Linked DNA regions of Homo sapiens: region 2 is linked to region 1. The links are chromatin contacts, found by Hi-C or POLR2A ChIA-PET in ENCODE. All regions are on one chromosome and are shown on one strand. Each heading gives the region's core, a stretch centred on a gene start or an enhancer-like site at or near the end of the contact. The rest is flanking DNA. Distances are from core to core; before and after follow the strand shown.

Region 1 (5,400 bases), core at 2,013-4,512:
TTAGTAATTCCTTAGTGGAAATGCCCACAATGGGGACTGGATCCCATGCAGTCTGTTCCCAGAGCCACTCTTCCCGCTCCACCACACTGTGCTTCAGAGCAGAAAACATACCACCTGCCGTCCTGCATCTGCCCTTCATCTGTCCACTAGACTATAAGTTCCCTGAGGACAGGAACATACCATCAGTGTACATACCTTTCATGCTCTACACAGTGCCCAGCATAGCATAGGTGCTTAATGAATACTTGTTGAATGAATAACCCAATCTATATAAAAGTAAGGAATGGTATAGCAACAAAGAAGGATTTCCACAAACAAGAAAATTCACCCTTGGCCAGGTGCGGTGGCTCACGCCTGTAATCACAGCACTTTGGGAGGCTGAGACAGGCGGATCACTTTAGGTCAGGAGTTTGAGACCAGCCTGGCCAATATGGTGAAACTCCATTACTACTAAAAATACAAAAATTAGCCATGCGTGATGGCACACGCCTGTAGTCCCAGCTACTCAGGAGGCTGATGCAAGAGAATCGCTTGAACCTGGGAGGAGGAGGTCGCAGTGTGCCAAGATCGCACCACTGCACTCCAGACTGGACAACAGAGCTAGACTGTCTCAAAAGAAAAAAAAAAAGAAAGAAAAAGAAAAAAGAGAATTGACCCTCATGACCTTTGATCTAGAGTAAATCATCATACATGAGACGAAGAAATTGGATACCATGTTCTAAAAGTAAGCCGACTTGTTTTTCTTTGATTACCTTTCCTGGCTCATGTATCTTAGAGCTGTCTTTTATGACCCCAATTTTAAAATGCTATTGTTATCTTCGTTTAGGTAAGGGTTTCAAACCAATGATCAAATAAAAGGTCTCAACCAAGAAATATAGCACATTACTGTTAAACATTACCAGAAAACATTTTTGCTCATTGCTTTTATTAATCTTATTACAGAATATAAATTTTTCACAGGTGTGTTCTTCATCATAAAAACAGCTGCCATTTATTGAAGACTATTATATGCAGTTCCTACTCTAAGTGTTTTTCTTGGATTATTCCATTTAATCTTCACAATAACCCTCTGAGTCAGGTCTAGTTCATGCCCCATTTTCAGAGGAGGAAAAAAGGGACAAAGTGGTCAAGTAACCTGTCCAAGGGTGACATACCTAGAAAGTAGCAGTTTGGACAATACAAGCCTGTCTCTCAAAAGCCTCTTGATATAAAGACATTGATTTCTAATTTAAAATTATCTTTGAATTAAATCAAAGAGAATACATGTTGATGTTTCTGAGATAAAGGTGACAAAAAAATATAGTTTACACATTGCTAACCGCAGATCCTAATCTTGACTAAGTTACACAGGACCCACTCTTTATAAACACATCAATCTAAATTTAAAAATCAAGGCTGGGCGCGGTGGCTCACGCCTGTAATCCCAGCACTTCAGGAGGCCGAGGCGGGTGGATCACTTGAGGCCAGGAGTTTGAGACCAGAGTGACTGACATGGTGAAACCTCGTCTCTACTAAAAATATAAAAATTACTTGAGTGTAGTGGTGGATGCCTGTAATCCTGGCGACTCAGGAGGCTGAGGCAGAATTGCTCAAACCCAGGAGGCAGAGGTTGCAGTGAGCTGAGATCGCACCACTGCACTCCAGCCTGGGCGACAGAGCAAGGCTCTGTCTCAAAAAAATTAAAATTAAAACGTTAAAAAAAAAAAAAAGAACATTAAGGCCAGCATGGTGGCTCATGCCTGTAATCCTAGCACTCTGGGAGGCCAAGGCAGGAGGAGGCAGGAGGACTGCTTGAGCCCAGGAATTTGACACCAGCACGGGCAACATAGCAAGACCCTGTCTCTACAAAAATTAATTAATTAATTAATTAATAATAACAATTAGCTGGGCGTGGTGGTACAGCCCTGTGGTGTCAGCCTCATCAGGAGGCTGGGAAGGAAGGATGGCTTGGGCTGGGTAGGTCAAGGCTGCAGTGAGCTAGGATCAAGGCACTACACTTCAGCCTGGGTGACGGGGTGAGACCCTGTCTCTAAAAAAATAAATAAATAAAAATGTGAAAATCAAGAGAACAGTAAAGAAACGGGCACTGGAGAATTCCTGGAGCCTTTCTCTTAACTTTCCCACATCCATCAGACATCACCTCCAATAAACTGTTTCCTTCCTCACCTAGGCTGGAAAAAATATGGGCTCCCCTGTACCATCAAGACTTAAAACCAACAGAAACACCTATTTTGTAACACTCGGGAACTTTCTATGCCAGCATATCGAGGTTCAATAACAGCTGTTCCCTTCGGGAAGTGACAGTGGGAACCAGACAACACTCGTGTCACAGGAGGGGCGGGGAGAGCCCACGCTGACGCGACAGCCCTTTGCACTCTCCAAGTCCCTCTCCGACCCGACGTGTCACCTTAGCCCCCTGCGTCACCCCAACGCCTCCAGCCAGCTGCGCAAAGCTGTAAAAGTTCCAGGGAGAGAACAGCCTCTGGAGACAAAAAAAAAAAGGAAACCTCCATCTCCAAAGAGAACCGAGGAGAGGGAGGAGGCTGTGGTGAGCCTCCCTGGCCAAAGCGACAAAAGCTGGAAGCCAAAGCGTAGACTACTCGGCAACTTTATCAGAAGAGAAACTGAGGCAGGCACCGCAAGGCCCGAGGAGCCAAGCCGGCTCCAACAGGCGGGGTCGAGCTCCAGGGTGGCGCTGGGGGAGCCGCGCTTTCCCCGCATCCGGCGCCAGCAGCCGGGGTTTCCGAGCCGGGAGCTCCCTCCTCGCAGCGCCCCCGAGGATGCCCCCGCCCCCGCCTCCGCTCAGAGCCGCCGGTGCTCGCCCCCCGCCCCAAGAGCTCGCCGGGGGGTGTGCCCGCGCCGCCGCCCCCGGGAACGCTCCCCGGCTCGCGTGAGGACCCCCGCGCTGCGGCCTCCCGCCCGGGCCTCTCAGCTGCCCGGCCCCGCCCGCCCCGGCCCGGCCAGGCTGCCGCGGCCCCACAGTGCGACGTGTCACAGGCCGCGCCGGCCCCGCCTCCCAAGCCACGGGCACTGGCGCCCGCGGGGCCTCCCGCCGGTTCCCGCAGGGATGCCAGGCAGGCCCGCACTCGCCCGCGGCCGCTACCTTGTTAGTGGGCACCGAGCGGAGGCGCTTGAAGATGGTCAAGATGTCCTGCTTGCTGGGGTCCCCCATCGTCAGCTGTGAGCCGCGGCGCAGCTGGCCCAGCCAACCGGTAAGAGTCGACGAAAAGCGGCTACCGCCTCAGCAGGAGCGACGAGGCCGCGGGGGCGGGGCTGCGCGTAACGGTCAGGCTCCGCCCCAATCCCCGCCCACGACCGGGCCCGTCCACCGCCGGGGCGCAGGCGCCGCTCGCTTTCCCTCCCCGCCCTCGCTTCAGCCGCGCCGCTGGCCCGACCCCAGGCGCTGCACGCGCGTGCGCAGGAGGCTCGCGCGCCATTTGCGGCGCGGCTCCACGCCCTTAGCGCTGGGCGAAGCCGGGCCCGGGTGTGGCTGCCTGCCACGCGCGCTGCCATAGGATCCACCAACGTTTCGCCTGGTCGATCGCCATTTCGCCTAACGGGCTGCTTCCATGGAAAGGTCAGAGGCAGGGGAAGGGGCGCACGCGCCCTCCTTCGGCACGAGACGGACGGAGGGCCCGTGCCTTGACGCCGGACCTTAGCTGGTGGCCTTCCCTTTTTTTTTTTTTTTTTTTGAGACGGAGCCTCGCTCTGTCCCCCAGGCTGGAGTGTAATGGCGCGATTGCGGCTCCTTGCAACCTCCCTGGTTCAAGCGATTCTCCTGCCTCAGCCTCCCGAGTAGGTGGGATTACAGGCGTACATCACCACGCCCGGCTAATTTTTGTATTTTTAGTAGAGACCAGGGTTTCACCATGTTGCCCAGGCTGGTCTCGAACTCCTGACTTCAGGTGATCCACCCACTTCGGCCTTCCAAATTGCTGGGATTACAGACGTGAGCCGCCGCGCCCGACTCTTTTTAATTCTTGCCCTCAGCTCACGCCAGGCCCTGGGTGGAAAGCTTTCTTTGCCCGGAAACTGGCTTTCTGAAACCAAGGGCTTTTGTGTCACGTTCATGGAGAGATGGCAGTGCGGGTTGAGGCAGAAGTGCTCAGTCAGAACTGATGAGTCCAGATGAGAAGCTTGACTTTTAACCCCGGCCCTCGGGGCTGCACCCTACCCTCTGGGAAACAATTCCAGCCAGAAGAGTTTACACTCAGCAGAAGGTGCCTCTGTCACCACAATGGGTGTGGAGCCACTGGAAAGAGGTTGGGTGATAGTGAGGAAGGACAGCAGGTTTTGGCATCAAAGGCACTACCTTGGCCTCAATCCCAGTTCAGCCAGCTGCTTCCTAGCTCTGTGGCCTTGGTCAAGACACTTACCTTCTCTAAAGCATGGTTTATTTGCAGTCTCAGGGGCTCATGCCTGTGATCCCAGCACTTTGGGAGGCTGAGGCGGGAGGATCACTTGAGCTCAGGAGTTCAAGACCAGACTGGATAATATGGTGAAACCCCGTCTCTATAAAAAAATGCAAAAATTAGCCGGGCATGCTGGCATGGGCCTGTAGTCCTAGCTACTTGGGAGGCTGAGGTGGGAGGATCGCTTTAGTCCAGGAGGTCGAGGCTGCAGTGAGCCAAGATCGCACCACTGCACTCCAGCATGGGCGACAGACCAAGACCCTGTCTCAAAAAGTAAAATAAAATAAACCATGGTTTATTCATCTGTACAAAGAAATTAAAGAATCAGTGCTGAGTAGCACAGGTGAGCAGCTTCCTAGGGATATCCTGAAGAGCCTTTGGTGGAGGCTTTCTACTGTTAGAAGTCAGGAAATGTACACTCCACCTATCTGCTTGGAGACCCTCGGTGGCAGTTGGGAGCTTGCAGACAATGTAACTTATAAACCCAAAGCTGCAACTTTTCCAAGAAAGGGAAATTGATTATCTTCCAGAAAAGTACATTACTTTTGCAGGTAGCTCTGATGGTTTAAAAGTTCTTCCTGTATTGAGTCGAAGTATAACACCTGTGCTTTGTGTCCACCGGGTACTAGTTTGGCCTTATGCAGAATACCGGGCATGTTTATGAGCAGTTTTATCCTTCCTGATGGGAATGGGAATGATGGTCCCATTTACTACTTGGAGCTGAAATCTTACTAAGTTATATTATCAGAGTAGTGCAGTCTAGCCCATTCTCCACCATAGAGATTGAGGAGAGGGAAACAAAAGCAGTAAATTATAGACAGTATCTACACGAATAGGGGAGGAAGGGGTAGGAGGTACCATTTATACACTATGGTTGCTTAAGTGTTCTTCATAGAACTTAGCATCTAATACTATAACATATAATATTCTATCTATATGTTATCTGGCTCTAATTGAATACAAAAATATATATTTCTGGCCGGGGGCG
Region 2 (5,400 bases), core at 2,082-4,581, 170 kb before region 1:
AACCTCGGCCTCCTACGTTTAGGCGATTCTCCTGCCTCAGCCTCCCAAGTAGCTGGGATTACAGGCGCCCGCCACCACACCCAGCTAATTTTTTTTTTTTTTGAGGCGGTTTCTTGCTCTGTTGCCAAGGCTGGAGTGCAGTGGTGCGACCTCGGCTCACTGCAACCTCCACCTCCTGGGTTCAAGCAAGTCTCTGCCTCAGCCTCCCGAGTAGCTGGGATTACAGGCACTCGCCACGCCCGGCTAAGTTTTGTATTTTTAGTAGAGATGGGTTCTGACCATGTTGGCCAGGCTGGTTTCAAACTCCTGACCTCAGGTGATCCACCTGCCTCAGGCTCCCAAAATGCTGGGATTACAGGCGTGGGCCACTGCGCCTGGCCCTCTCTTGAATTTCTAAGGTAATTTTTGAGGTGAATTTCCCAGGGGCCCCAAGGCTCTAAATTCCAAGGCCCAGCCTGGCCCCTCCCCACTCCCTGGTCTGGAGGCCTAACTCACCCTATCAGCAGCCCCTGCTGTTGGGGGCACTGAGGGTTTTTTTTTTTTTTTTTTTTTTTTGAGATGGAGTCTCGCACTGTTTCCCAGGCTGGTGTGTGCAGTGGCGTGATCTCGGCTCACTGCAACTTCTGCCTCCTGGGTTCAAGCAATCCTTCTGCCTCGGCCTCCTGAGTAGCTGGGATTACAGGTGCCTGCCACCATGCCTGGCTAATTTCTGTATTTCTAGGAGAGATGGGGTTTTGCCATGTTGGTCAGGCTGGTCTTGAACTCCTGGCTTTAAGTGATTCACCCACCTTGGCCTCCCAAAGTGCTGAGGCTACAGGTGTGAGCCTCTGCACCTGGAGGCCCTGAGGTCTTTAGGGCAACATCAGAGGGGTGTGAGTGGCCAGGAGAAGGCCTGGGGTTTGTGCAGGTCCCTCAGCCTCTGGGGACGTGAGTTTCTCATTTATTCATCCCTCAGTAAGCAGGCATGTCCTGTCCAACCCTGGATTGGGCTGGGGCCAAGAGGGAACCCCACCCTGGGCTCCAGGAGGAGTACATGGTCTCATGGCATAGACAAATGGGGTCTCCTATACCACAGGAAAGGACAGCAAGGCCAGAGAAGAAAAAGCTCCCTCACTCCACAGAGCACAGATGGACAAAAGCCCCTGCTCCTAGGCCCAGCTGTGCCTGCAGGGTGCAGTCGGCCTGCATCTGTCCCAGATCTCCTTGAACTCTGGCCTGGCCTCTGCTCTGAGGGTATGGGCGGGGCTGGCAGAGACCTGGCAGAGCCTTCATCATCCCCTGCCAGTGCCCCCTCCCCCAGGGCCCCTGTAAGGCTCCCCTGATCCCTGCCAGCTGCCTTCTATAAATAGGTGGGTGTGGCCACTTGCCTTTGTCCCAGACCAGGGTGCCTGGCGCTGCTGACACAGGGGGCTCTGAGGGCCCCAGCTTTTGGTTCTCTTTCCTGAGGCCACGTGTCAGCAGCAGCTCCAGAACTTCTCCATGCTACCCTGCTCACTCCTTGGATGCTGCTGGCTCTGGTCCTCTCCCCATCTCCCCCAGGCCCTCCTCCAGAACCCACTCTCTGGGGGCAGGCAGCCCCTAGAATGGGTGCTCAGGTTCCATGCCCCTCATTCAGCTGCCTCACCCAGAACCAGCCCTCCTTCCTACGGCACCACTTCCCATCACCTTAAGGTCAGCTTCTCAATCTGGGTCCCCGGGAGCCACATCTCTGGGGGGCCCCTCACATTCAGTCTCAGCTGCGTGTCTCATCTGCTCATCCTCCCATCTCTCCAGCCACTTGGCCAGAAGCCAGGCTGCACCCTAAATCCCCAACATCCAGCCCTGTTCCCTGGCCCAAGTGCCTCTCCAACTGCCCTCTCCTCCACCCTCACGGCCTCTGTCTTGTTGTTCATGTCAATGTTCTTGAAGTCCACAAACTCTAAATCTAAAATCGGTGAATTTTCACCAAATTACACACCACTTAACCAGCACCAGATCAAGAAACAATAACCAGCCCGGGCGCGGTGGCTCATACCTGTAATCTTAGCACCTTGGGAGGCCAAGGCAGGTGGATCCCTTGAGGCCAGGAATTTGAGACCAGCCCAGGCAACATGGTGAAACCCCGACTCTACAAATAAAGTTAAAAATTAGCTGGGCGGGCGTGGTGGCCCATGCCTGTAGTCCCAGCTACTTCAGAGGCTGAGGGGGGAGGATCTCTTGAGCCCAGGAATTTGAGGCTGCAGAGAGCCATGATTGCACTACCGCACTCCAACCTGGGTGGTGGTGCAATGGCACCATCTCGGCTCACTGCTACCTCCACTTCCTGGGTTCAAGCGATTCTTGTGCCTCAGCCTCCCAAGTAGCTGGAATTACAGATATGCGCCACCAAGCCCAGCTGATTTTTGTATTTTTAGTATAGATGGAGTTTCACCATGTTTGCCAGGTTGGTCTTGAATTCCTGACCTCAAGTGATCCGCCCGCCTCGGCCTCCCAAAGTGCTGGGATTACAGGCGTGAGCCACCACACCTGGCCTCAGCCCAGCCTCTTAATGCAACTATGTAAATGGGCCAGGATCCAGCTGGCCAGAAATAAGAGTAGGATCCAGCTGGCCAGAAATAAGAGTAGCATCCTGGAGAACACAGAGGCAGTGAGGACAGGCACAGGCAGGGCAGAGGTAACAGCAGAAAGGCTGCAAGGCCAGAAGATGCCCGCTGCCACCACACCACCCGGCCAGGTGAGGACCCCAGCCTCTGCCCATCACAGTGCTGTGTTCTTGCACCTCTGGGCTGGGAGCAATGGGTCTAAGGCCCGGGGCAGGGCAGGGGTCCCAAAGATCCTCCGTTCCTGCCTCCTGGCCACCGACCCCTGGCCAGAGTTGTGCATCTCCTCTTTTGCAAAGAGATGGGTGGTGCCCCCTCCCAGCATGGTTGTAATGATCAAATGAGCCAGCCCAGCCCCTGGCACAGAACACATTCTCTACGACACAGAGTGGTGTTATCACACCTCCACTTTCCACACAGAGAAAGAAGCTCAGCAAGTAGGTGGCGGTGCTGGGATTTGAACCCAGACCTTCACTGTTCTGTGCACAGGGTAGGAAGGAGGCTGGCTGGGGAGCCGAGAAGGGGTCCAGTGCCTGCCTCGGGGGGCAGCTACCACTCTTCACCTCCCTGCGCCAACAGCCACAGACCAGAGTCTAATGTCCCCTTCCGAGCCCCCACAGCTACCGGAGGAGTCTGGCTCCTGCCCTCTGCCTTGGGGGATTCCAGAGGGACCTTGCACTTTGTCCTGCCCCTGCCTAACAGAGCCGGCTGTCGCCTGAGGCCCTGGTTTCCTCAGGCTGCCCCCGCCTCAGGAGCAGGAGCTGGAACAGTTGTTGGGCAACGGAGTTCTGGGAAAGGAGGAGGGAGGGGCGCTCGCTCTGGTGGAAACCTGCCCTGGGGAAATGTAATCAGATCCTCAGAGCAGCGGTTTGTTCCTGGCTTGTTTCTAGTGGGTGTGTTCACAGACGTTTTTGGCCAGGACTGAGAAAGACGTGGACCTATCCTTTACTGGGGGAGCACTGCGTGGCCTGGGGCCGGTGTCCAGTCGGTTATTTAAGAATCTTCCCAGCTGGCCAGGCATAGGCAAGCAGGGAGTCGTTTTCCCAGCAGCTCTAGGGGAAGGAAAATAATTCCCCCTTGCTGGTGTATCAATATTCAACTTCTTGTTTAAATATTAAATTGTAATGTCCTCTGAGTGCCCAACAGAGATCGGGGATGAGTGAGCCCCCGTGTTCCTGGAAGTCTGGTTTCATGGTTCACTTGTTCCTAAATCTCTGCTTGTTCTAACTTGGACTAGCCCAGTGCAAGGCGTGCTCGGAATTCTGCTGTGAGGTTGGGGGTCAGGGTGGGACCAGGCTTCAGGCCCTGGACTCAGGTGTGATCTGTGCTGCGGTGGGGTTGGGGGAGGAGGAGCATCCCCTTCCAGGGTGGGTGTGGCGGCAGCAGCAGCAGCAGCAGCAGGAAACCAAGGGGAGGTGAGACGTGAGACATTCCTCCCAGCTTTAGTCCACTGCCAAAAATCAGAACCCAGCCCCGGTCCCCACCAACTTCCAAGGAGAGAAACGAGACCAGGCCAGGCACGGTGGCTCATGCCTGTAATCCCAGCACTTTGGGAGGCCAAGGTGGGCAGATCACCTGAGGTCAGGAGTTCGAGACCAGCCTGGCCAACACAGTGAAATCCTGTCTCTACTAAAAATACAAAAATTAGGCCAGGCACGGTGGCTCATGCCTATAATCCCAGAACTTTGGGAGGCCGAGGCGGGCTGATCACCTGAGGTTGGGAGTTTGAGACCAGCCTGACTGACCAACATGGAGAAACTCTGTCTCTACTAAAAATACAAAATTAGCTGGGTGTAGTGACGCACACCTGTAATCCCAGCTACTCGGGAGGCTGAGGCAGGAGAATTGCTTGATCCCGGGAGGTGGAGGTTGCGGTGAGCCGAGATCGCGCCATTGCATTCCAGCCTGGGCAACAACAGTCAAACTCTGTCTCAAAAAAAAAAAAAGAAGATTGTTTCTGTCTCACATTACAGTCCCAAGGTGAGTGCTCCAAGGCCACTGGGGCCACTCTGCCACCCCCAAAATGTGCCCTGCAAAGCACTCCAGCTGCTGCCATGCTCCAGCCAGTGGGAAGCGGGTTAGAGTGCCCAAAGCAAATGTCTTTAAGATCATCCATGAGTTGCCCGCATCACTCCTGTTCACATCCCATTGGCCTGGACTTAGTCACATGGCCACAGCCAGCTGCCAAGGGGAGGTGCTATGTCTGCCTAGAACTCGCTGTGTTCTTTTTCTAAGGACCACAAGAAGAATGGACACTTGAGGATGGTAAATAGCATCTAACACACGAGACAAGGAGTCGGGATAGGGCGCTTTCAGGGTTGGTTAATTCAGCAGCTCGCTGAGGTCTTCATGTCTTCAAGGATGCAGTATGGTGACATTTGATCTCAGACTTGTCCCCTCACGGCCTCAAGATGGCTGCCATTGCTTGGAGCATTACACCCTTTTGCCAAATGCAGAAATGTTGCTTTCTTGTCTATGAACATTTTCTCAGAGCCCTCTTTTCCAGCTGACTTGCCCTCTCATTGGCCAGAATAGCATTATATGCCCATTTCCACTCAAATTACTAGGAAGGGACTGGAATGACTAGGACTGGCTTAGACCAAAAGAGATTCACCCCCAGGCCTAGGGAGGGCCCACTTCCTCTACAGCCCTAAGCTACCTGAGGGTTGAACAAACTTGGGGTTTCCTTAGCAAGAAAGAAGCGGGAGGAGAATGGCCGTGGATAAGGAGTCAACAGCATCCTCCCTGGGAACTGGCACTTCCTACCCACCTCTCTGCCCTAAGCAGACATTTATGCACATAATTTCATAATTTCCTTTTT

Evidence for each region. Hi-C counts contacts between places; a loop is a spot of excess contacts on that map. ChIA-PET counts read pairs that join two places held with the same protein, here RNA polymerase II (POLR2A). Pooled maps may share reads with other maps.
Region 2: a loop to region 1 is called in a map of gastrocnemius medialis, with 5 times the contacts of the local background. The contact joins the enhancer-like site here to the promoter of ARFGAP3 in region 1. A Hi-C loop is called at or near these places in 1 of 168 maps with a recorded cell type or tissue (gastrocnemius medialis) and 5 of 50 pooled maps. POLR2A ChIA-PET finds 5 or more read pairs at or near these places in 6 of 52 experiments (B cell, BJ, GM10248 and 3 more).

The regions. Positions count from the first base shown.
Region 1 is chr22:42,854,011-42,859,410 of GRCh38, forward strand. ARFGAP3 (ARF GTPase activating protein 3) reads right to left here and starts at 3,263. Exons shown (of 16, transcript NM_014570.5): 1 at 3,104-3,263. The coding sequence starts at 3,172. RefSeq lists an enhancer at 2,422-3,266 and a silencer at 2,789-3,538.
Region 2 is chr22:42,685,145-42,690,544 of GRCh38, forward strand. No RefSeq gene overlaps it. Among named protein-coding and RNA genes, the nearest start is that of A4GALT, 33 kb to the right of the region's middle. RefSeq lists enhancers at 927-1,818, 1,819-2,708, 2,709-3,600. Within about 2 kb of position 3,332, at least 27 of the 41 ENCODE cell types and tissues checked have a DNase peak (open chromatin) inside an H3K27ac peak, as active enhancers do; they include gastrocnemius medialis, where a contact is called at or near this core.